Linked DNA regions of Homo sapiens: regions 2 and 3 are each linked to region 1. Evidence: read pairs that join two places in POLR2A ChIA-PET (ENCODE). Cell type or tissue: MCF 10A. All regions are shown on one strand.

The links. Peaks named below come from ENCODE experiments on the same cell type or tissue, not always from the same donor. Only the 100,000 strongest peaks of a DNase experiment are listed, where the experiment ranks them.
Region 2: POLR2A ChIA-PET joins it to region 1 with 5 read pairs; 7 of 35 experiments call an interaction of 5 or more read pairs at or near these places.
Region 3: POLR2A ChIA-PET joins it to region 1 with 5 read pairs; 6 of 35 experiments call an interaction of 5 or more read pairs at or near these places.

The regions. Positions count from the first base shown.
Region 1 is chr16:74,476,073-74,484,072 of GRCh38, forward strand. It overlaps GLG1 (golgi glycoprotein 1), which reads right to left. Exons shown (of 26, transcript NM_001145667.2): 10 at 6,951-7,052; 11 at 4,169-4,322; 12 at 1,324-1,461. Among named protein-coding and RNA genes, the nearest start is that of CLEC18B, 59 kb to the left of the region's middle. In MCF 10A, no CTCF peak of the experiment used is centred here; a DNase peak (open chromatin) is centred at 4,249.
Region 2 is chr16:74,565,246-74,573,245 of GRCh38, forward strand. All of the region lies in intron 1 of GLG1 (golgi glycoprotein 1), which reads right to left. Among named protein-coding and RNA genes, the nearest start is that of GLG1, 38 kb to the right of the region's middle. RefSeq lists enhancers at 352-853, 2,496-2,995. In MCF 10A, no CTCF peak of the experiment used is centred here; no DNase peak of the experiment used is centred here.
Region 3 is chr16:74,364,335-74,372,334 of GRCh38, forward strand. It overlaps the pseudogene PDPR2P. Among named protein-coding and RNA genes, the nearest start is that of NPIPB15, 8.0 kb to the right of the region's middle. RefSeq lists silencers at 3,812-4,101, 3,880-4,131 and an enhancer at 4,162-4,211. In MCF 10A, no CTCF peak of the experiment used is centred here; a DNase peak (open chromatin) is centred at 3,947.

The DNA.
Region 1 (8,000 bases):
TAAGGAGTCTGGGGCACAAGAATTGCTTGAACCCGGGAGGCAGAGGTTGCAGTGAGCCGAGATCGTGCCACTGCACTCCAGCATGGGTGACAAAGTGAAACTGTCTCAAAATAAAAAAAAAAAAGAATTCTTAAGTTTAGCTTCTCCATGACGGGCTGCAATGTAGTGCAGCTTTCTAAAGTTTACTTTACTCGGGGTTCTAAAGGAAACTATTTTCTGGGATTCCAAATCACCATATCCCTTGTTTCATTGGACAGAGGCAACAGAAAGCTCAACTATAAGCATTTTCTAACAATATACCCAACAGAACTGTAGCAGGCTCAGGAAACAGACTGCTGAACATGATAGTCCTATGCTCAACAGACCTGAGTAGGCAACCATGTTTCTCCTTTAAAATGTCCAATTCCTGTACGTGTGACTTTTTCATACTGTACTTCCAGAGGGGGTTTTGTAGTGGTACAAATGGAACCCAGAAACCTGAGTTCACTCCTTATTTATGTGGCTTTAAACACGCAGTATTCCTACTGCTGAGTATCCTGCATTCAGATGGAAGACAGCTAGCTTCCCACATGACCTGCAGTCATGCATCTTTCCTTCTTTCCCTTAAACTGGGACACAATCCTAAGGAGCCAATCACAGCACTCAGGGAATTTTTGGGGGCTGCTCCTTCCCTCTGCTTCCTAGATGGAGAGGCTATATAATGAACTGAACTGAATTTTAGGTAAGGGAATGTATACACTTAACTTCTCTGAGCTTCAATTTGTCAACCAGGTGAGAAAAAATTCCATTTCTACATGTTTTTTGGGACTGTTCTAGGGCATGCCCACTATTCATGCAGACCAGTACTCACATACGCACAGATTTACACCCTGCTTATCTCAAAAGGACTTAATGGAGAAAATGAATTAAAAATGAGTAAAATGAATAAAGAAGAGAAACAAAAAGGAAAGGAAAGAGGATGTGAAATGGAGCCAGTAGTAAGCTTTCTACAAAAATGCCTACCATGAAATCTTATATACCTGTAAGAGGCAGGCCATACCATTGGCTCTAGAAGTTTTAATAAGCAACAGGAAGAGGGAAAATAATCAATTACAAAATACAATAACTATAATGCAAACACAAACTCACTGCCAACTATTCCTGATACAAAGACCAGAGAGAAAATTTTCCTGAGAATTTCTTCCAGAGAAAATATTGAACAATACAACAAATCACATCTGTAAGGTAAAGAGAGATGGATTTTATGGTGTTTGTACTCTGCATAAAATGTTAAACATTAACATCATCATTATTGTAAGACAAACAGAAAGCGATGTCACCTACCTGTCCAGTCTCTGTTTTCTCACTGCACCATTTTCCCAGATCAATCAGGCACTTATCCTGGAGGGCAGGATCCAGCTTGACATCCATGGCACGCTGGTGTAGGATCCTTTGGACTTCAGCTCGGCACTCCCGTGAGAGCTGCATGAGAAAAAATGAGCTAAATACTTGAAAGGTAACAAAACAAAAACACAAAGATATGAGATAAACCTGCTATGAGGAAACTAACAAATAACCCTGTATTTTATCTCCCAAATTTTATACCTCAAATATCTTCCAGAATAAAAATTAAATGTTGCGGCCAGGTGCGGTGGCTCACGCATGTAATCCCAGCACTTTGGGAGGTCGAGGCGGGCGGATCACCTGAGGTCGGGAGTTTGAGACCAGCCTGACCTACATGGAGAAACCCTGTCTCTACTAAACACACAAAATTAGCCAGGCATGGTGGCACATGCCTGTAATCCTAGCTACTCGGGAGGCTGAGGCAGAAGAATCGCTTGAACCCGGGAGGTGGACATTGTGGTGAGCTGAGATTGCACTACTGCACTCCAGCCTGGGCAACAAGAGCGAAACTCCGTCTCAAAAAAATAAATAAATAAATAAATAAATAAATAAATAAATAAAATGTGCAAGAGGCTTCGAAAAGCCCATATCTTTAGCAATGCGATTATACATATTCAGCAGTTTCTAATATACTATATAAACAACATTCTTTTATGACAGTATCCTGATAAAAGTGAACTGGCTTCATTCAGACTAGGTTAGTTGGAAAGTTTTGTGTTTGTTGTTTTGCTTAGCAAAACTAATGTGTCAGTCTATGAACACCAGGTAGAAGGTCAGATCCAATTCAAGAGAGCATATACACTTGACTCAGGAGAAATGAGTTCAAATTGACCTAAATCAGAAAAAGCAGGAAAATGTAGATATAACATTATGAGATAGGACTGGACTCTTCTAGATGAGCTATGAAGAATTAGCAGAGGGTAAAGCAGGTGAAAACTAGTATTTTTCCAAGGGCCATGACAAAGCTGTTATTGACAGATACAGTTAGTCTCTCTTGCAAAAAAAGAAAAAAAAGCCAGCATACCTGGGGCAGGAGGGATGGAAAGTAACTGTTTAATGAACACAGGGTTTCCTTTTGGAGTCATGGAGTGTTTTGAAACTAGACAGACATGATGACCACACAACACTGTAAATGTACTAAATGTCACTGAATTTTTCTCTTTAAAATGGTTAAGACCAGGAGCGGTGGCTCACACCTGTAATCCCAGCTCTTTGGGAGGCTGAGGCGGGCAGATCACCTGAGGTCTGGAGTTCGAGACCAGCCTGACCAATATGGAGAAACCCCATCTCTACTAAAAATACAAAAATTAGCCGGGCGTAGTGGCGCATGCCTGTAATCCCAGCTAATCTGGAGGGTGAGGCAGGAGGCGGAGATTGTGGTGAGCCGAGATCACACCACTGCACTCCAGCCTGGGCCAACAAGAGTGAAACTCCGTCTCAAAAAAAAAAAAAAGGGGGGGGTTATTTTGGCCAGGCGCAGTGGCTCACACCTCTAATCCCAGCACTTTGGGAGGCCCAGGTGAGTGGATCACCTGAGGTCAGGAGTTCAAGACCAACCTGGCCAACATGGAGAAACCCCGTCTCTATTAAAAATCCAAAAAAAAAAAAAAAAAAAAAAAAAAAGCCAGGCATGACGGCAGGCACCCGTAATCCCAGCTACTCGGGAGGCTGAGGCAGGAGAATCACTTGAGCCAGGAGGAAGAGGTTGCAGTGAGCCAAGATCACACCACTGCACTCCAGCCTGGGGTGCAGTGAGACACATTCAAGAGTGAGGCTTTGTCTCAAAAAAAAAAAAAAAAAAGGTTAATTTTATGTTATGTGAATTTCACCTCAATTTAAAAAAAAAAAGAAAAGAAAACCAGCACCACAGACTCCAACTCTTTCTTATTTAAAAGAGAATAAACCTCCTACCCCCTAGTCACTATAGTGACCAGAAAGATGCCGGGATGTGGGAGCCCCCATGGTTAATGAGAGGCTCATTATATGGAGAGAAAAAAAAAAAAAAAACAAATTCCCACGTTTTCTCACACAGCAGTATAAACACTGGGTTAGGGAGCAGCAACTGATGTATGCCATTTCCTTCTGAGTCCCCTCATTCTGGATTTGAGATAGCCAGGCTTTTGCATTAAGCTCAGAAGGGGTATTTCTAAGGATGGATGAGAAGTGATACCATCTCAACTCTCCGGAACAAAGGCAGGACTGATAATGGAGCATCTCAGAAGGTAGAGAAAGCCATCGTGGAGAACAAGTGCATGTCAGTGCGCACCGGGAAGCAGCCGATGCTGCCGAGACCCCAGCACACACAAACATCCCAACAAAAAGCAGCAGTTGGGGCAGACAAATACCAAGAGACTGAGGTATGGAGGTTTCTGCTCCAACCAGTCCATGGGCAGACAATGCAAATGTGTTCAGCTGCCAAGAGGAGAAGCCTAAAATCCATTTGTAGCCTGGCTAAAAGCTTCTAATGGATCCTTAAACCTAAATAAAGTTAGGACAGCAGAATTTAACTGTCCATTTGTGATTCAGATTTTGGGAATTAAAAAAAAAAATCTGGAAATCTTCCCCCACCCACTTTGTTAAAAACATAAAATCAGATGATAGAAGCTGGTAGGGCAACTCTAAGTGCACTCACGGAAGGAAGAAGTTTCTAGAAGTGCAGCAATCTTCTCCCCACAAAATAGTCTAAAAAGTTTTCCTAATATGACTGAAATCAGAAGAATATACAGCAAACAATTTAAAAAACAAATGACAAGAAGAAGAAATGAAGTCGATATTCACTGCATACCCTCCTTCCCTGTTCCTCAGTGCGGTAGGCGTGTCTGTATAAACAAGAGAACACAGCTCCCTGAGGCATAAATTCACTGGTCTCATTCCAACCGTGGGTGTGGCAAAGACGAGAAGCGTCTCCCTGGCACTTGCGGTACAGGACAGGGTCCAGCCTATAAGGTTAAGAGTTAAAAGATAACCACTAATTAATAGACATTTCCTTCTAACACAGGCTCAGGGTTTTTATGAGGTGTTTGCTTGTATACTCATTGATAATCACTTCCAGGGGCGTGGAGACAGAAGATATGTAAAAGTATATTCCTGAATTTTGTTCTTTTGTTTTTTTTTTTTGACACAGGATCTCTCAATCTGTCACCCAGGCTGGAGTGCAGTGGTGCTATCTTGACTCACTGGAACCTCCGTCCCCCGGGGCTTGAAGGCAATCCTCCCACCTCAGCCTCCCAAGCAGTTGAGGCAACAGGCACACACCAGGCTCTTTTTTGATATTTTTGGTAGAACAGAGTCTCGCCATGTTGTCCAGGCAGGTCTCAAACTCCTGAGCTCAAGCAATCAGCCTGCCTTGGCCTCTCAAAGTGCTGGGATTACAGGCATAAGGCACTGCACCCAGCCGTGAATTTTGTTCTTAATGAACACACAGTAGTCAGCACTGTGGGAGGCCTAGGCAGGAGAATAACTTTCTATAGAAGTTTGTTAACCTTCTACAGAAGATTTAAAGTCTCTCTCAAAGATATCTTGGCTTTGTTAGATACCTAACATTTTAATAGACAGCACTCACATGCCCTGGGTGAAAACAGAAAACTAGAGTTATAGCCACCACCAGGCAATTCACAACTTTTTACTTAATACTTTTTACTAAATACCTTTTTCTAAGTAGGAATGAAGTTCAATCCTATGTAATGTATTAGATTCAGTAAGATCAGGAAATGGCAAGATAAATAGTCTCCTATTCAGTTTTCTCTCTTCTTCCTGTGCCAGGTAAGGTGGTTATCTTTTTGGTTACTTGAGTGTGCTTATCAATTTATGAGACTTGACATTTAACTCTGAATCTGGAGACAGTGGATTAGACAATGAGCCTGCTTCTTCTCCACATCAGACCAGGGCATGCTTAATTCTGTCCATATTATATTGTCAACTTTGGTAGATGGCTAGTTAATGGGAGAAAAAAGCTAATATTTAATGAGTAACTATTAAGAACTAATATTTAATGAGTAACTATGCAGCACTTTTTTTTTTATTATGGGGGAAGGAATTAAAGAGGAGAAAACGTGATTTTGATTAAGGCAATACACTCAGTAGACTATTTAGGTTGAGATGGCCTGAGTAAGCAAAGGGAAATTACAGCCCAGCTTTCTGTAGTCCTTTCCAGAGCTAATCTGAAGGAATAGAAATAAGAATATATTGAATCTTCAAGTAATCTCTTTCTAGAAAAAGTATGTGGGCAAAACACATGCACACACACACGTCTTTTGAGATAGGGTCTCACCGTTAACATGCAGTGGCATGATCACAGCTCACTGTAACCTACAGCTCCTGGGCTCAAGTGAATCTCCTTTTTTTTTTGAGACGGAGTCTCGCTCTGTCTCCCAGGCTGGAGGGCAGTGGCGCGATATCGGCTCAGGGCAACCTCCGCCTCCCGGGTTTTACACCATTCTCCTGCCTCAGCCTCCCGAGTAGCTGGGACTACAGGCATGCACCACCTACGCCCGGCTAATTTTTTTTGTATTTTTAGTAGAGATGGGGTTTCACCGTGTTAGCCAGGATGGTCTCGAACTCCTGCCCTTGTTCTCCTCCCACCTCGGACTCCCAAAGTGCTGGGATTACAGGCGTGAGCCACCGCGCCCGGTTCAAGTGAATCTCCTGCTTCAGCCTCTCAGGTAGCTAGGACTACAGGTGCACACTACCATACCTGGCTGATTTTTTTTTAGTTTTTATAGAGACAAGGTCTTGCTATGTTGACCAGGCTGGCCTTAAACTCCTGGCCTCAAGCTATCCCCCTGCCTAGGCCTCCCAAACTGCTGGGATTATAGGTGTGAGCCACTGTGCCTGGCCAAAATATATATTAATCACCAAAAAAAATTAACTACCACACCATGGTGGCTTAACAACCGAATGGAGAAGCCACTGAACTTGAAAAGCTAGAGAAGCAGTTGGATCCAGCACTGGCTGCTTTGGAGGTGGGGAGAGAAAGCAAGATGCGGAAAGAGGAGGGGAATGACAGCCAATGAACTCAGTGATTCTGGCTGTAATACGGATCCTTCTCCTAGTTCATCCTCCCACCCCCACCGCTTTTTGTTAACAGAATGAGAGGGAAATTAGATAATCAAGTTGTCACTTATTGACAAAAACCCCTTAAGACAGACTTAATTCAGTAACTCTGAATAAATAAATAAAAGCCAATTACCATATCCACTGCAAATCAATAAAAATACAACTGCACTATTATCTTCTTAGAGACATATCTGAAGGCGCTTTTGCCACCCCCACAGGTGCCATACTTCTTACTAGACAGATCTTTGTAGTATCAGAAACATTTTGACCCTGACTTCCAAAGTCGTGGTGAACAAGGATGTGTGGTACAGGCTGGTAGTGGGCTGACTCTGCTTTTAGATAATGTTCTGAAAGTGATAAAGAATAGTTTTTCAGGGGATTGGAGTGTGTTAGCTGTCCCAGAACTGAACAAAAAGAGTTTCCTACTGATTATTTTAATAAATACAGGTAATTATGACTACACAGGAGAAGAGGCTGAGGCAATACATTTACTTTGGCTTCAAAATACTCACTTCCAATCCCGGGAGATGAAATACTGCAGCTCTAAGAGACGGTGTTCACAGTCTTCTACCATCTTCTCTGTGTATAAATGTTCCATCAGGCACGACAAGATCCTAGCCATTAAATGTGTAAAATTGTAACAAGAGAGAAGTGTTCAGAACTCTATGTCAATATAGTATTTCCCTGGTCTGTAGAAGGCGGCTTTTAGTTATTTTCTTAGGGCAATCAGATTTATTTTTCTAAGAATCACTCAAATTAACTGAACCTGACAGTGGTTATACCTTCGATCAACTTCAGAGCCACTCAGCACTGAAGACTATGCATGCACAAGGGCAGTGTGCAGCTGCTGTATTTTTAACTGGTTATGAAAACTTTCCAACACACAAAGAAGTAGAGAATAATGTAACAGCCACCTTCCCTCCCCATAACTTTATCAATCTGTGGCCAAGTCTGTTTTAACTCTAGGCCTCTTTGCTGATATTTTAAAGCAAAATCCCAGATACTCCATCATTTCATTTGTAAATATTTCAGCATGTTTCTTTAAAATATAAGGACTTAATACCATTATCACACCACTAAGCAATTATTTTAAAAGCTTTACTATCATGTAATACCCTGTTAGTTTTCAAATATTTTCCTTTCTTTTCTTTTCTTTTTTTTTTTTTGAGATGGAGTCTCGCTCTGTCGCCCAGGCTGGAGTGCAGTGGCGCAACCTTGGCTCACGCAAGCTCCGCCTCCCAGGTTCACACCATTCTCCTGCCTCAGCCTCCCGAGTAGCTGGGACTACAGGCACCCACCACCACGCCCGGCTAATTTTTTTTGTATTTTTAGTAGAGATGGGGTTTCACTGTGTTAGCCAGGATGGTCTCGATCTCCTGACCTCGTGATCTGCCCGCCTCGGCCTCCCAAAGTGCTGGGATTACAGGCGTGAGCCACCGTGCCCGGCCCAGATATTTTCAATTATCTTTTTTTTTCACAAGTTTGTTCAAATCAGGATCCAGAAAAGGTTAACTGATAAGTATCTTAAATGTATTTTCATCTGTAGCAGTTCTTCCTTCTTC
Region 2 (8,000 bases), 89 kb after region 1:
TTGAACCCAGGGGGCAGAAGTTGCAGTGAACCGAGATTTTATGACTACACCCCAGTCTAGGCAACAGAGCCACTCCATCTCAAAAACAACAACAATAACAAAACAAAACTGAGAGGTTGACCAAAGAGGGGAATTGTTAAAGTTAGCCTAAAGCTGCCTTCTTACATATTTTAAGTTCGGGCCTAAAGATTTCTCAGTACATAGGGAACTGTAACCTGACTAGAAGAGAAAACAAACTGCAACCTACTCCTGTAACAAGTAACTCAGTCTCCGCCAATCACAGCAGCCATACTTCACTCATAGACCGCCAACTGCTTAAACTGTGTTCAGATAAGCCAAAGGCCCAGCTGTAACCAATCCTGCAGTTTCTGTACCTCACTTCCTTTCCTGTATGTCACTTTCCTTTTTCTGTCCATAAATCCTCTCCAACCATACACCAGCACCAGAGTAGTTCTCAACCTTTCCTGGTTCGAGAGGCTGCCTGATTCGCAAATTATTCTTTGCACAATTAAATTCTGTTAAATTTGTCTGAAGTTTTTCTTTTAACACACCTTATTGGTTCTATGTCTCTGGAGAACACTGCCTAATACAAACCAAACTAAAAAGTTTGGTTTAGGTTTGGTTTTGCTTAAAGCAGTGTTTTCTAACGTTCCGTCTTTGTTACAGGATCCCATCCAGGATTTAGTCACCATGCCTTCTTAGGCTCCTTGTTCTGATGATCTTGACTGTTTTGAGGAAACCTCGTCAGGTATTTTGTAGAACGTCCCTCAATTTGGGTTTGTGTGACGTTTTCCTCATGGGTTATAGGCTTTTTGGAGAAAGACCATATAGGTAAAGTGCCATTCTCAACAATCGCATCAAAGGCATACATGCTACAAACACCACCTCACTCATAACGTCAACTTTGATCACTTGGCCAAGGTTTCTCCACTGTAAAATGATTCCCTTTCCACCTTCCCATAGGCTACTCTTTGGAAGCAATTCACCAAGCTCAGCCCATCATCAAGAAAGAAATGCAGAGGCCCACCTCCTGGACAGGGAAAGTATCTACATAAATTATTTGTGATTCTTCTCTACAGGACATTTGTCTTTTCTATTTATTTATTTAACAGAATTTATTTTTGTCCCCAAGCCAGTTCTTTCTACCACGGCTTCATCGTTCCCACAGGGAGTAACCCCCACATACCCAGTGAAACTTTTGGTTTATCTTTAATTTTTCTCCTGTATGTCTCATATTTTAATCCTTTAAAGAGCTCTCCATTGTCATCTTTTTCCAATGTTGTTTAGATTTAGTCAATCTCTTTTCCTTCTGTCATGACTTTAATCCAGACTACCGTCTTCATTCTCTCGAAGAGTTAACCTCTGAGCAGGTCTCTTTTTTTCCCCTCCATGCCTATTCTGTTGTAATTTGCCTTTTATATCCTTTAGTCATACTATTAGATTATTATTCTTATACTTTCAAAAGTATAATTTTAGTAGCATTACAGAGTCAAGACCATTCCCAACCCTAGAACTCAGAATGGAGAAAGTGCATAATAAATATCTGATGGGAAGTAGAAGATACAACAAATTTTTTTCCACCACAATTTATTCTCCACACCAGGAAAATAATACCCTGCAGGAAACTTTAAATAAACAACAGAAATATTTAAACATTAATTATTTTAAACCTAACACATATTGCTAAGATGTGAATGAAAAGTATATATAGTCACGCAAAGAATATAGATATCAGAGGAGAAAATGTTTAAGATGTTGCAAAACTATAGGAAGCTAAGAAAAAGAAAATTGTCTTTGCCCAGAAAAAGAATCTAAGAAAACCTTTCAGGCCGCTTAATGGGTCTCCTAAAATCTAGCATTTTTGAATTTTCTATAGGAGAAAATCTTGAATAAAATTACATGATTACATGTAATTGTGTGTGTGTGTGTTGTGTGTGGGGGGTGTAGGGAGCGGGGAGAGAGAGACAGAGAGAGAGAGAGAGAGACAGACAGAGAGAGGAGTTAGCTGTTTCTTTTGTTTTGTTGGTAGGAGGAACAGAGTTAAGTTCAATTACCAATGTTGTAACACGTCCCTCAGCTCTGGCCTGGCTCACAATAGTTTCACTGAAATTTGTAATGCCAGCGCTTTAGAATTTGAAATGAGAAATTGACAGGTATCTCTTTATTCTAATGATAGAAGCAAATACAAAACATTGGGGTTTCCTAGGACACAGGACTATTCTTCATTTGGGTCACGTCAGAAGTAAAACTCCAAAAGATAAAAATCACTGCTTCCTGTGCTGAAACCTTACTATATATGGTGCACTTTCTTTTTTTTTTTTTTTTTTTTTTTTTGAGACGGAGTCTCGCTCTGTCGCCCAGGTCGGACTGCGGACTGCAGTGGCGCAATCTCGGCTCACTGCAAGCTCCGCTTCCCGGGTTCACGCCATTCTCCTGCCTCAGCCTCCCGAGTAGCTGGGACTACAGGCGCCCGCCACCGCGCCCGGCTAATTTTTTGTATTTTTAGTAGAGACGGGGTTTCACCTTGTTAGCCAGGATGGTCTCGATCTCCTGACCTCATGATCCACCCGCCTCGGCCTCCCAAAGTGCTGGGATTACAGGCGTGAGCCACCGCGCCCGGCCATATGGTGCACTTTCATTGTCTGCTTCTCTAGCCTCCTGGCTTTCTTTTGGGGATTCACCCAACTCTGTCAATCTCAGTCTGAGTGCTCCAGGTCGGGCCTCATTCCTGACACAGATAGAGCAAATGAGTCCACATAATCCAAGACTATGCACATAACATTCCTAACTGGTTCAGGGACTCAGACAATGACAAACAATACAACATTTGCAATAATGCTGGGACACATGGAGGAACAGGAATAAAAGCTACTTTGGCCACCTTGCCACAACGTGGAGACTGTGAAAGAAGCCAGCCCAGAAGCAGATGGTAAGAGAAGTCAGTCCTGCTAAGATGCCAAGTATCAATACCTATCTAAGCCTGAAGCCTGTGCTAAACCTTGTCTTTACAGTTATATGAGGCAAATTCTCTTTTTACCTGAAGCTAGTTTGGAAAGGACTTCCTATTACTATAAAAGAATCATAACTCCTAACTGATATAGTGAGGAACATGAACTTTTTACTTAAATCTCACTCTGATAAAGCAGAAAGAAGTATCAGAATAATTTTACTGCTTTTTTTTTTTTTTTTTGAGACGGACTCTTGCTCTTTCGCCCAGGCTGGAGTGCAATGGCATGATCTCGGCTCACTGGAACCTCCGCCTCCCGGGTTCAAGCGATTCTCCTGCCTCAGCCTCCTGAGTAGCTGTGATTACAGTTGCACACCACCACGCCTGGCTAATTTTTATGTTTTTAGTAGAGACGGGGTTTCACCATGTTGGCCAGGCTGGTCTAGAACTCCTGATATCAGGTGATCCGCCCACCTCGGCCTCCCAAAGTGCTGGGATTACAGGCATGAGCCACTGCGCCTGGCCTGTACGTATATTTTCTATTTGCAAAGTGCTTAACCAATAGTATCTTAAATCAGGTGCACATGCAAAGTAACAGAAAAGCTTAAAAATAAGTGCAGTTATCTGCTTCTGGAAGTGGTTATTTAGAACAACCCTTTAACTATAAACAACTAAAAGTGTTGGAAAACAAAAATCTTCTTAAAAGCAATAAAGAGCTAAAAATACCGTAAATTACTGTCAAGCCAGAACTGAAGGAAAAGGGGGTACATACCCAAGAACACAGGAGAGCTCAAAAGCTCACTTCTGCCTTGAAGGCACTTGCTAAACCCATCAAAATGACTGAAGGGCCGTGTGGGCAGAAACCAAGCCCAAGGCCTGCCCAAGGTAGGAAATCTAATGAGATAGTCCTCACTTAAAGCTGGCATCTCAAAAGGCTACACCCTTAAGACAAGGGTGAATCAGAAGTAAACCAGCCTTTCCACAGATCTGAGCACAGATTTGTACTGTATGGGTGTTTCAGAAAACCTCGAACTGTGAGAATGATGTAAGATGGTCTTAGAATGGAGTGGTCAGAATTCCCTAGCATAAGCAAATAAAAATCCTTTCTGAAACAAGACATCATAAACGATAATCAGCAGAAAGGCAAAGAAACTTTAATAGACATTTAAACACAGTAAACCCAAGTATTTATTCTATGTTTCCTTGGGTTTGAAGGTATATATACCTGAACTGAACAATGCCAGCTGCTTATCAACTGTCATTCACAAACCTGGAACACATCCACCTCGTAAATACTGATTCCAGTTTCAAATACATCTCTAACAGAGTCTAGCTTATCATTATTTCTAGTTCTCATATTTGCACTTGTATCATCAAAATGCAATAGTGCCATGCACAGTGGCTCACACTTGTAATCCCAGCACTTTGGGAGGCCGAGATGGGTGGATCACCTGAGGTCAGGAGCTCAAGACCAGCCTGGCCAACATGGTGAAACCGCATCTCTACTAAAAATACAAAAAATTAGCTGGGCATGGTGGGGCTCACCTGTAATTCCAGCTACATGGGAGGCTGAAGCAGGAGAATCACTTGAACCTGGGGAACAGAGTTCCAGCGAGCCAAGATCACGCCACTGCACCCTAGCCTGGGCGACAGATTGAAACTCCAACTCAAAAAAAAAAAAAGAAAAAAAAAAAAAAGCAACGGTTTTGGCCGGGCGCAATGGCTCACACCTGTAATTCCAGCATTTTGGGAGGCTGAGGCCAGTGGATCGCTTGAGCCCAGGAGTTTGAGACCAGTTTGGGCAACACAGCAAACCCCGTCTCAAAAAAAAGAAAAGGAAAGAAAAAAAAAAAACAATAGTTTTGAAATTTTTTGATGGCTCATAATTTTATTGAAAAGACAAATGGTTTTTGCTCCATAATTACAAAATATTTTCATTTTTATATTAATAAAAATCAATCAGAATAATAAATCCAATGAATATTTTCACTTCTACATCACCTATTTCCTTCTAGGTGCTTTTGTACACACACCTGACTTCACCATTTCTCCAGCTGTCTAATAAACTTTGGTGCAAAAACATCATAAAACCACCAGCTATTTGTCTCTCTACTGGTACCAGCAAACTACCAGGTATTTGTCTCTTTACATTTATCTTTTAATTCACATAATAATTGTGAAGCATTTCTCAGCCTCAGAAAATCTTAAAAGAAGCTATAGGAATAAACTGCTCAATAGCAAAAATGAAAGCCAAAAGACAGTGGAATAAAAAAAAATGCACTGAAAGAAAAATATATTCCAACCTAAAATTCTATACTGTGATGGATTTTTTCAAGGCCACAAATCCCACCTGCCCCCCTTTCTGAAAGCACAGCCCTTTGAATGTGACATTGTTGCTCATGCCATCAACAGATGGAGTCAGGCCAGGCACAGTGGCTCTCATCTGTAATCACAACACTTTGGGACGCCAGGGCAGGAGCATCACTTGAGATCAGGAGTTTGAGACCAGCTTGGTCAACATAGTGGGACCCTGTCTCTATAAAAAATCAGCCAGGTGTGGTGGCACACGCCTACAGACACAGCCACTTGGAAGGCTGAAGTGGGAGAATGGGTTGAGCCCAGGAGTTTGAGGCTACAGCAAGCTACAATCATGCCACTGCATTCCAGCTTGGATGACAGCATAAGACCCTGTCCGCCTACCACCCGCTGGCCCCTCAAAAAACAGATGGATTATAATTCCTTCACTCTTTGTGTTTTTTTGGTCTTTTTTTTTTTTTAACCACACCTCACTTGGCACTTTAACCTTTTGAATCTGGGCATGGCTACCTGACCTGCTTTGGTCAGTAAAACATTAGCAAATGTGACATCAGAGGACTGAAAAGTGCTTGTACACTGGAGCTTGTCCTTTCCGTATTGATTTTTGGACCCAGCCATGTGAAGGAGTGAGACAGCAAGCTAGATGATGAGACATGGAGCCCAGTTGCTTTTTTCACCCAACAAACTACCAGACATGTAAGTGAGGCCATCTGGGTCTGTCCAACCCACAGCTGACCTGCCAAGTGACTACAGATACATGAATGAGCCCAACTATAACCATGTATACCAGAGAGATAAGGGATCCCATTGAGTACTGCCCAAAAATCTGACCCACAGATTCAGGGGCAAATATGTAGTTGTTGTTCTTGAGTCATTAAGTTTGGGACCGGGTACAGAGGCTCACGCAAGTAATCCATGTTTTGGGCAACTGAGGTGGGAAGATCACTTGAGCCCAGAAGCTAGAGACCAGACTGGGCAACATTCAGAGACCTTGTCTTTATAAATAATAATAAAATTAGCCAGGTGCCAGCTACTTTCAGGAGACTGAGGCAAGAGAATCGCTCGTACCCAGGAGGCAGAGGCTGCAGAGAGCTGAGATACAGCCACCGCACTCCAGCCTGGGCAACAGAGCAAGGCTCCATCTCAAAAAGGAAAAAAAAAAAAAAATTAGCCGGGCACAGTGGTGCACGCCTGTGGTCCCAGCTATTTGGGAGGCTGATGTGGGAAGATAGCCTAAGCCCAGAAGATCGAGGTGTGACTGCACCACTGCACTGAAGCCTGGGTGACAGAGACCCTGTCTCAAAAAATAAAAATAAAAATACTAAAAAGATTAGAAAACAAAATGAAAGTAACTAACAATAAAATGCAAAAGAAGTTTGGGGTGGTGTGTTCCCAGCATGTGATACTGTGGAATAGATACTTGGTCTCTGTGCCTGTTTCCTGACGCACAGATCTAACTAAAAGCCTTGGAGTCTCAGAAGAGATAACTGTCTTTTGCATGCTACTGAATGAATTGAATGGTGGTGTTGGGGGTGGTGGTGGCGCTTAAAAAGCTAATTTAGGATGGGGCTAGTCACTGGAAAAACCAAGGCATGATTGGAGGGTTGGGACTTTCAGGCCCACCCCCAATCTCCAGGGAGGGGAAAGGGGCTGAAGGTTAAGTTGATCACCAAAGGGCAATGATGCCTAAGTAATGAAGACTCCATAAAAACCCCAAAGGGGCTGGGCACGGTGGCTCGCACCTGTAATCCCAGCACTTGGGGAGGCCGAAATGGGTGGATCACCTGAGGTCAGGAGTTCAAGACAAGCCTGGCCAACACAGTGAAACCCCGTCTCTACCAAAGATATAAAATTTAGCTGGGCATGGTGACACCCACCTGTAATCCCAGCTACTCGCAAGGCTGAGGCAGGAGAGTCACTTGAACTTGGGAGGCGGAGGTTGCAGTGTGAGCCGAGATCGCACCACTGCCCTCCAGCCTGGGAAACAGAGTGAGACTCTGTCTCAAAAAAAAAACAAACAAAAAAAAAAAAACACAAAACACCCCAAAGGACTGGGTTCTGAGGTCTTCCAGATAACTGGACACAGGTTCCTGGAGAGTGGCCTGCCTGGAGAGGGCATAGAAGCTCCTTGCCCCTTCTCCCATACCTCGCCCTATGCACCTCTTCCAACTGGCTGTTCATCTGTGTCCTTCATAATATTCCTTAAAATACTTGTAAATAGAAGTGTTCCCTTGAGTTCTGTGACCTGCTCTAGCAAATTCACTGAACCCAAGGATAGTGAGGGGTGGGAGGGGGTGGTGCCTGTGGGAAGCCCAATTTATAGCAGGTTGGTCAGAAGCACAGGTCAAACCTGTGTTTGAAACTGGCATCTGAAGTGACGGGCTGTCTTATGGGAATGAGCTCTCAACCTGTGGGATCTGATGCTATTTCCAGGTATATAGTGTCAAGGATTGAGCTGAATTAGAGGACACTCAGTGGGTATACACTGCAGAATTATCTGCAGAATTGGTTGTTGGTGGGGGTAAAAAAATCCATACATCTGGTGCCAGAAGTGTTGAGTGACTATATTGAGAGTAGATAGTAGGAAAAACTCTTTGGTTTTTCACATATCCTCAGACCCAGAAATAGATAATTGACACATAAGCCCAGCAAAAATATCTTTTAAGAATAGGGTAGAATGAAGATATTTCTAGACAAAAAAACCCTGACAGTTGGCCCTCAGAAGATCTTTACTACA
Region 3 (8,000 bases), 110 kb before region 1:
AAATCTCTAGGCTTTGAACTCCTCATCTGTAACACGGGCTAGAAACACCTACCTCACATGGTTGCTGCAAAGACTAAATCAGACAAGGCAGGAAGAACATGGTACAAGCACCTAAGAAGCACTCAGTAAGTGGTAGTTATTTTTTATTATTTTTTGAGACGAGGTCTGTCATGCAGGCTGGAGTACAGCGGCATGATCATGGCTCACTGCAGTCTCAACCACCCAGACTCAAGCGATCCTCCCACCTCAGCCTCCAGAGTAGCTGGGACCACAGATGTGTACCATCACACTCAGCTAATTTTAAAATTATGAATATTTGTAGAGGTGAGGTCTCACTACGTTGCCCAGGATGGTCTCGAGCTCCTGACCTCAAGTGATCTGCCCACATTGGCCTCCCAAAGTGCTGGAATTACAGGCTAAGCCACCACACCCGGCCTATTATTTCCCTATTATAATGGAACTAAGAGCAGAAACCTTATAAATTGCTCAATTTTCCCAGCGTTCAGCATAGGTACCTAGGAAATATATGTTGATGCATGAATGAGAACAGAGAACAAAGAAGATGGGGGGAAAAAATCAAAGGTAGGACCCCCAGATTTGAGGAGATATCTAAATACCTGAGAGAATTATTTTTATTTTTATTTATTGTGAAACAGAGTCTCACTCTGTCGCCCAGGCTGAAGTGCAGAGGCGTGATCTCAGCTCACTGCAACCTCTGCCTTCCAGGTTCAAGTGTTTCTCCCGCCTCAGCCTCCCGAGTAGCTGGGATTACAGGCGCACGCCACTGTGCCCGACTAATTTTTTGTATTTTTAGTAGAGATGGAGTTTCACCATGTTGGCCAGGCTGGTCTCGAACTCCTGACCTCAGGTGATCCACCCACCTTGGCCTCCCAAAGTGCTGGGATTACAGGCATGAGCCACTGTGACCGGCCAATAATTTTTAAAGCTAATATTTTTATAAGTAGTTACAATGCACCAGATACTGCCTATGTATATAACTAATTTAATCCTCACAACCTTATGAGGTAGATACTAGCATTTCTATTCTACACTTGAGGAAACAGGCACAGATAAGTGGAAGTGACTCACCCAAGGTCCTACCAAACTGTTGAGTAGCAGAACCCTGCCAATTTGGCATTAGTGGCCGGCTATTTAATCATGACTCCACGCTACCTTTCAAATAAAAGCAGATGGTAAGGAAAGGACAGCTGTGAGGACTGAACCATTAAGCACATTCCCCTAACAGAGAAAGGGAATTGCAAAGGTGGCAGAACAAACACAGTAACAGATGAGTTTTAAGGAGGAATTAAAAAAAAACTTTAGGCCGGGCGCCATGTCTCACGCCTGTAATCTCAGCACTTTGGGAGGCCGAGGCGGGTAGATCATTTGAGGTCGGAAATTGGAGACCAGCCTGGCAAACATGGTGAAACTCCGTCTCTACCAAAGATACAAAAAATTAGCTGGGTGTGGTGGCACGCACCTGTGGTCCCAGGTACTCATGGTGCGGCCACCATTGCATCTTGGGCCTCACTAACCAGTTCCCGTTTGTTGGATTCAATACTGTCTCACCACACAGGCCAATCTTGTGTTTTATTAATTTTTTAAATTTTTTTTTTTTTTTTTGTAGAGATGGGCTCACTATGTTGCCCAGGCTGGTCCTGAACTCCTGAGGTAGGAGGATCGCTTGAGCCTGGGAGACAGAGGTTGCAGTGAGCCGAGATTATGCTACTGCACTCCTGCCTGGGTGACACAGTGAGACTCTGTCTTAAACAAAACAAAACAAAAAAAGGCCAGGCGCAGGGGCTCACACCTGTAATCCTAGCACTTTGGGAGGCCAAGGTGGGTGGATCATTTGAGGTCAGGAGTTTGAGACCAGCCTGATCAGCATGGTGAAACCCCGTCTCTACTAAAAACAGAAAAATTAGCCAGGTGTCGTGGCTTGCACCTGTAGTCCCAGCTACTCAGGAGGCTGAGACAGGAAAATTGCTTCAACCAGGGAGATGGAGGCTGCAGTGCGCAGAGTCGCGCCACTGCCTGGGTGACACAGTGAGACTCCATCTCAAAAAAGCCCAGGGTGCTTGGCGCCAAAAAAGGGATCTCTGACCTTGTGTTCATTATGACCTTCAAAAGAGTGAAGTGGTGAGGGCATGAGGGCAGAGGAAAAGAAGGGCTTAAGACAACGAAGGAAAAGAAGGCACCAGAGTCTAGTGCCTTTGCCGCCAAACCTAAGCCTATAAGGTTGGCAGCAAAACCAAAGCACAAACTGATAGCAAAGGAGGTAAAGCCAGGGGAGAAGAAACTGAAGACGTCAAAGACAGAAATGAAGCACATCATCTGGTTTAAAACAAATGATAGAGTTTTTACAGTTCTGGAAAATGACCGTATAATATTCTCTGCTAAGAAGAATAACTTCTGCTAAACAACCATAAGACTGCAGCTGGCTCTACTCAGATCTGCTTATTCCAACAAGACCAAGGTGCTAGTTCTAACTTCGAGTAGTCCCTCTGTATGGCTGCAGCGTTGCGCACAGTGGACTGCCGGTCACAAGGAAGACTGGATGAGCGTGGGTTCACACATTTCCCACACTTGCCTCAGCAAAAGAACCACCTGGGACACTTGTTTAAAAATGACAGATTCCCACGGTCCACCTCGGCAGATTCTGATCCTGCCACGCCAGGGAGCTGTATTTTTCAACAAGTACACCAGGTGATCACGCAAGTTTAAGAAATTAGCACAAGTTGGCCGGGCGCAGTGGCTCACGCCTGTAATCCCAGCACTTTGGGAGGCTGAGGCGGGCGAATCACGAGGTCAGGAGTTCCAGACCAGCCTGGCCAACATAGTGAAACCCCGTCTCTACTAAAAACACAAAAATTAGCCGGGCGTGGTGGCGCACACCTGTATTCCCAGCTACTTGGGAGGCTGAGGCAGGAGAATTGCTTGAACCCAGGAGGCAGAGGTTGCAGTGAGCCGAGATCGCGCCACTGCACTCCCGCCTGGGCGACAGAGTGAGACTCCGTCTCGGAAAAAAGAAAAAAAAAGAAAAAAGAAAAAAGAAATTAACACAAGTCCCTGCCACTGGAAACGCATATCCGTTGGGCTGGCTCCTCCTCCACCACCAGCCCCCATCCCGGTACATCACGTTTACATGCATGCGGAAAATGGGCTTGGAGATTCTTGATTCAAATCCGAGGTATCACACATCGGCCCCCAAAGGTCAAACATTAAGAAGGAAGCTTACTGCCCTGTCCCAGACTTTTCTAGGTGACTTCTTCCTCCGGACTCTGCAGCAGTCTTACTAGTTCTGAAAGCACAAGCGGACCGCACGTCTCAACGCGGGAAAACAGTTCCATCTGCAGGGATGGAGGACCGGGCTAGACAAGCTGGAGTTGGCTCTGCGCCGCAGGGGTGTGCAAGCCCAAGACTGGGGAGCCCGAGGTCACCCCGGCCGCCCTGGCATCGGGGCTGAGGTGCAGGCTCCTGGAGGAGCGGTGCGCAGGCCCAGGGGTAGCCGAGGACACAAGCCAAGGCACGAGCGGACAACCTTACGGGGACGAGTACTACCGCCCGGACGCGACTTCGCGAGAGGCCAGGCGGAACCCACTGGAAGCGTGAGCTAGCGGGGACCACCCCCGGGCGAAACCAAAGGAGAAAGAGGGGAACCCAGGGGTCCCGGGGCGCTTAGGCCCGCGCGGACGGGGAGGCCAGAGTTGCCCCGAAGCTATCTCCTTACCTCACCGGCCCCCACGGGCTCCGCGCTCAGCTACAGCCCGGCGGGAGCAATGCGGCAGCCACAACAGTTGCCGGCGGTCGCCGCGGGCCGGAAAGCGGGGTTCGGGGATGGGAAGGGGGCGGGGCGAAGCGAGCAAAAAGTTCCGGGGAAGCCGAGACCGCGACCTTCCGCGCTTTACGGCCCCCGGGCACGGGTACCGCCGGCGCGTGACCTCAGCCGCGCCCGAGCGCGCCGTGACGCCCTCGCGGAGCCCCGCCCCTGCCACGTGGGCTTGTTTGGGTCTCGCGAGGCACCGCCCCCGCGGCCTCTTTGCCACCCTCAGAGGCGAGCTGTGGAAGCCTTGACTCTTAGGGCCGTTTTAGAACCCGGGCCTCGGACCGGCGGGGTTTCTGCACGTGGAACCGGAACATCTGAGATGATCGCAGGCCCTGTGGAGTGTGGGGAGCGCGGGGGTTCTTTCTTCCCTCGAGGCCCGTGCCAGGGCTTACTCCAAAGCCAGTGGGTCCCCAGTCCTAAGCCAAGCAGTCCCGGGGGAAAACGCTTCTCATCGCCGTGGGAGCGCGGATCTTGGAAGTGGCTCTGGGCTTTCTTGGGCGAGGCTCTCACAGAGTAGATCGGAAATCCATTCTGCTGGCCCGCCCCACCTCGGAGGACGGACTAACGGACCTGAGTTCCCGGCCCTATCTTACTCTTCTCAGCTTCTCAGCTTGGCTCAGCTCAGAGGAAGAGGAATCACTGAAGTCTCAGAGAAGTCTCCACTCATCCCTTCCTCACCGTCACATCAGCCTTTTCTTTCCTTCTAGAAGTCATCACTGACTCAAGGATATAAGTTTGATGACTGTCTTTTCCACTGGTGTGACACGATCTCTGTCGACAGAACCTTAGTCTTATGCATAGCTTTATTCTCAGCACCCAGAACAGTGCCTGGCACCTCTTCCACTGAATATTATATGCATAAGGGTCTCATGCTGCAGCCACCATTGCATCTTGGGCCACACTATCCAGTTCCCGTTTGTTGGATTCAATACTGTCTCACCACACAAACCAATCTTGTGTTTTATTAATTAAAAAAAATTTTTTTTTTTTTTGTAGAGATAGGCTCACTGTGTTGCCCAGGCTGGGCCTGAACTCCTGGCTTCAAGTGATCCTTCCATCTCAGCCTCCCAAAGTCCTGGGATTACAGGCGTGAGCCACTGTGCCTGCCCCAATCTTGTGTTTTATTGCTGGCCACCTGTAGCCAGGCACTGTGCAGGATGATGGGATCCAGCAGTGTACAAGAAAGAGGCGGTTTCTGCTCTTAGGGAGTGGCAGTCAAGTTCCAGGGACCCCTCTGTCACAAGGCCAGGCCACAGCCTACATAGTTTATACCCCATTTACTGGCCAGTCAAATCACACAAAGACAGCCCAGATGAGGTCTGCCAGACAGTGGACTGAAACTATGCCATAGGCTCCTGTGCTAGATAAATACTTCCATATTTTAGCTAGGATTGAATGCTTGGGGACACCTACCTGTCTAAAAAAAGAGAAAACGGCTGACCAATTTGAGACATTCTCGGGGAAGGCTTTCCTGATGCCCAGATGTGGCAATTTCATGAAAAATATCACAGGTTTTCCTCATGAACCATTTGGTTCAAGCCATTTCCAGGCACATGAATTTGGGAGAAACCTGGTTGTCTGCAGGAGATGGTGGATGAAATCAAGTGAAATACTTAATGTGTTGATTTCATTCTGTTTACGTGCAGTAAATAGCAAACAAATGGTATAGATCTGTCCCTGATTTCCTTCTCCATCACCATGATCGGCCTCCACTCCAAAATGCTAAGTCAGGCTGGGTGCGGTGGCTCATGCCTATAATGCCAGCACTTTGGGAGGCCAAGGCAGTTGGATCACGTGAGGTCAGAAGTTCGAGACCAGCCTGATCAATATGGTGAAACCCCATCTCTACTAAAAAATACAAAAATTAGCTGGGCGTGGTGACACATGCCTGTAATCCCAGCTACTTGGGAGGCTGGGACAGGAGAATTGCTTAAACCCAGGAGGCGGAGGTTGCAGTGAGCTAAGATTGTGTCACTGCACTCTAGCCTAGGTGACAGAGCGAGACTGTCTCAAAAAAAAAAAAAAAAAAAAAGGAAGGAAGTCCTAAGGCCCCTTTCATTGTCAAAGATGGGTCTTGTCCTTAGTAGGTTCTCATAACCACTGATGCACTATTTTTTCTAGGGGGTTGAGTGTTTTTATTTTATTATTATTTTTTAGATGGAGGCTCACTCTGTTGCCCAGGCTGGAGTGCAATGGCGTGGTCTCGGTTCACTGCAACCTCTGCCTCCCAGGTTCAGGCGATTCTCCTACCTCAGCCTCCCCAGTAGCTGGGACTGTACAGGCGTGCGCCACCACGCTGGGCTAATTTTTGTATTTTTATTAGAGACAGGGTTTCACTATGTTGGCCAGGCTGGTCCCAAACTCCTGACCTCATGATCCGCCCACCTAGGCCTCCCAAAGTGCTGGAATTACAGGTGTGAGCCACCGCGTCCAGCCTATTTTTATTTTTTGAGATTAGCTCTCACTCTGTCACCCAGGCTGGAGCACAGTGGTGCAATCACGGCTCACTGCAGTCTTAACTTCCTGGGCTCTAGCGATTCTCCCACCTCAGCCTCCCGAATAGCTGAGACCTCAGGCGTGTTCCACCGTCCCCAGCTAACTTTTGTATTTTTTGGTAGAGGTGGGGTTTCACTATGTTGCTGAGGCTGGCATTAAACTCCTGACCTCAAGAGATCCACCTGCCTTGGCCTCCCAATGTGCTGGGATTAGAGGCATGAGCCACCACGTCCTGCCCTAAACAGACGTTTTAATTACGCTTGTCAAGTCCTCTTGTGAAATATTCATCTGCAGTGACTTGGTAAATGTGTTTGCTACCACACAGGATAAACAGTGTACAGACAAACATTTGACATACCTATGTTACCACAGTGTAAGAATGAATTTGGATCTGAGGTCGCTAAGATGCAGGCGTTTATCTTACCTCCCTCCAGCACCGGCATGGCTGTGGGGAAGGCCTCCCTCCTCCCTCTGAAGTTCTTGTCGCCATCAGTAGACTGGACATCTGCCTACAACCGACTTCACAGAAAGGACCTGACACCTGGCATGCTTCTCGTGTGCTTGAGAGCCTGTGTTTGTGTGGAAAGCAGGGATGTTCTCATTCACACCATGGGAAGAGAAGAATGTTGCGAGTAACAATCAGTACTTTTTTTTTTTTTTTTTTTTTTTGTGAGACAGAGTCTTGCTTTGTCACCCAGGCTGGAGTACGGTGGCGCGATCTTGGCTCACTGCAAGCTCTGCCTCCCGGGTTCACGCCATTCTCCTGCATCAGCCTCCCGAGCAGCTGGGACTACAGGCGCATGCCACCATGCCCAGCTAATTTTTGTATTTTTAGTAGAGACAGGGTTTCACCATGTTGGCCAGGATGGTCTCGATCTCTTGATCCACTGCGCCCAGCCAGGAACTTCTTTTTTTTTTTTGAGACGGAGTCTCACTGTGTCGCCAGGCTAGACTGCTGTAGTGCGATCTCGGCTCACTGCAACCTCCAACTCCCTGGTTCAAGGGATTCTCCTGCCTCTGCCTCCTGAGTAGCTGGGATTACAGGCGTGTGCCACCACACCCAGCTAAATTTTGTATTTTTAATAGAGATGGGGTTTCACTATGTTGGCCAGGATGGTCTCGATCTCCTGACCTTGTGATCCGCTCGCCTCGGCCTCCCAGAGTGTTGGGATTACAGGCATGAGCCACTACACCCGGCCTGGAACTTCTCTCTCTTTTTTTTTTTTTGAGACGGAGTCTCGCTCAGTCACCCAGGCTGGAGTGCAGTGGCACCATCTCGGCTCGCTGCAAGCTCCGTCTCCTGGGTTCATGCCATTCTCCTGCCTCAGCCTCCCGAGTAGCTGGGACTACAGGCGCCCACCACTATGCCCGGCTAATTTTTTTGTATTTTTAGTAGAGATGGGGTTTCACCGTGTTAGCCAGGATGGTCTCGATCTCCTGACCTCGTGATCTGCCTGCCTCAGCCTCCCAAAGTGCTGGGATTACAGGCGTGGGCCGCGGCACCCGGCCCAGGAACTTCTCTTATATCTAGAAGCCACCGGATGTTAACTAAGAGTCCTGGGAAGAAATGGTAGTCATTTAAAGCTTTTTTAAGAGGGAAGACTTGCACTGGGTCTTAATGAAAATACATAGGACAAAATTTTTCCTTCTGTATCAGCTCACGTAATCTTTCTGGCAA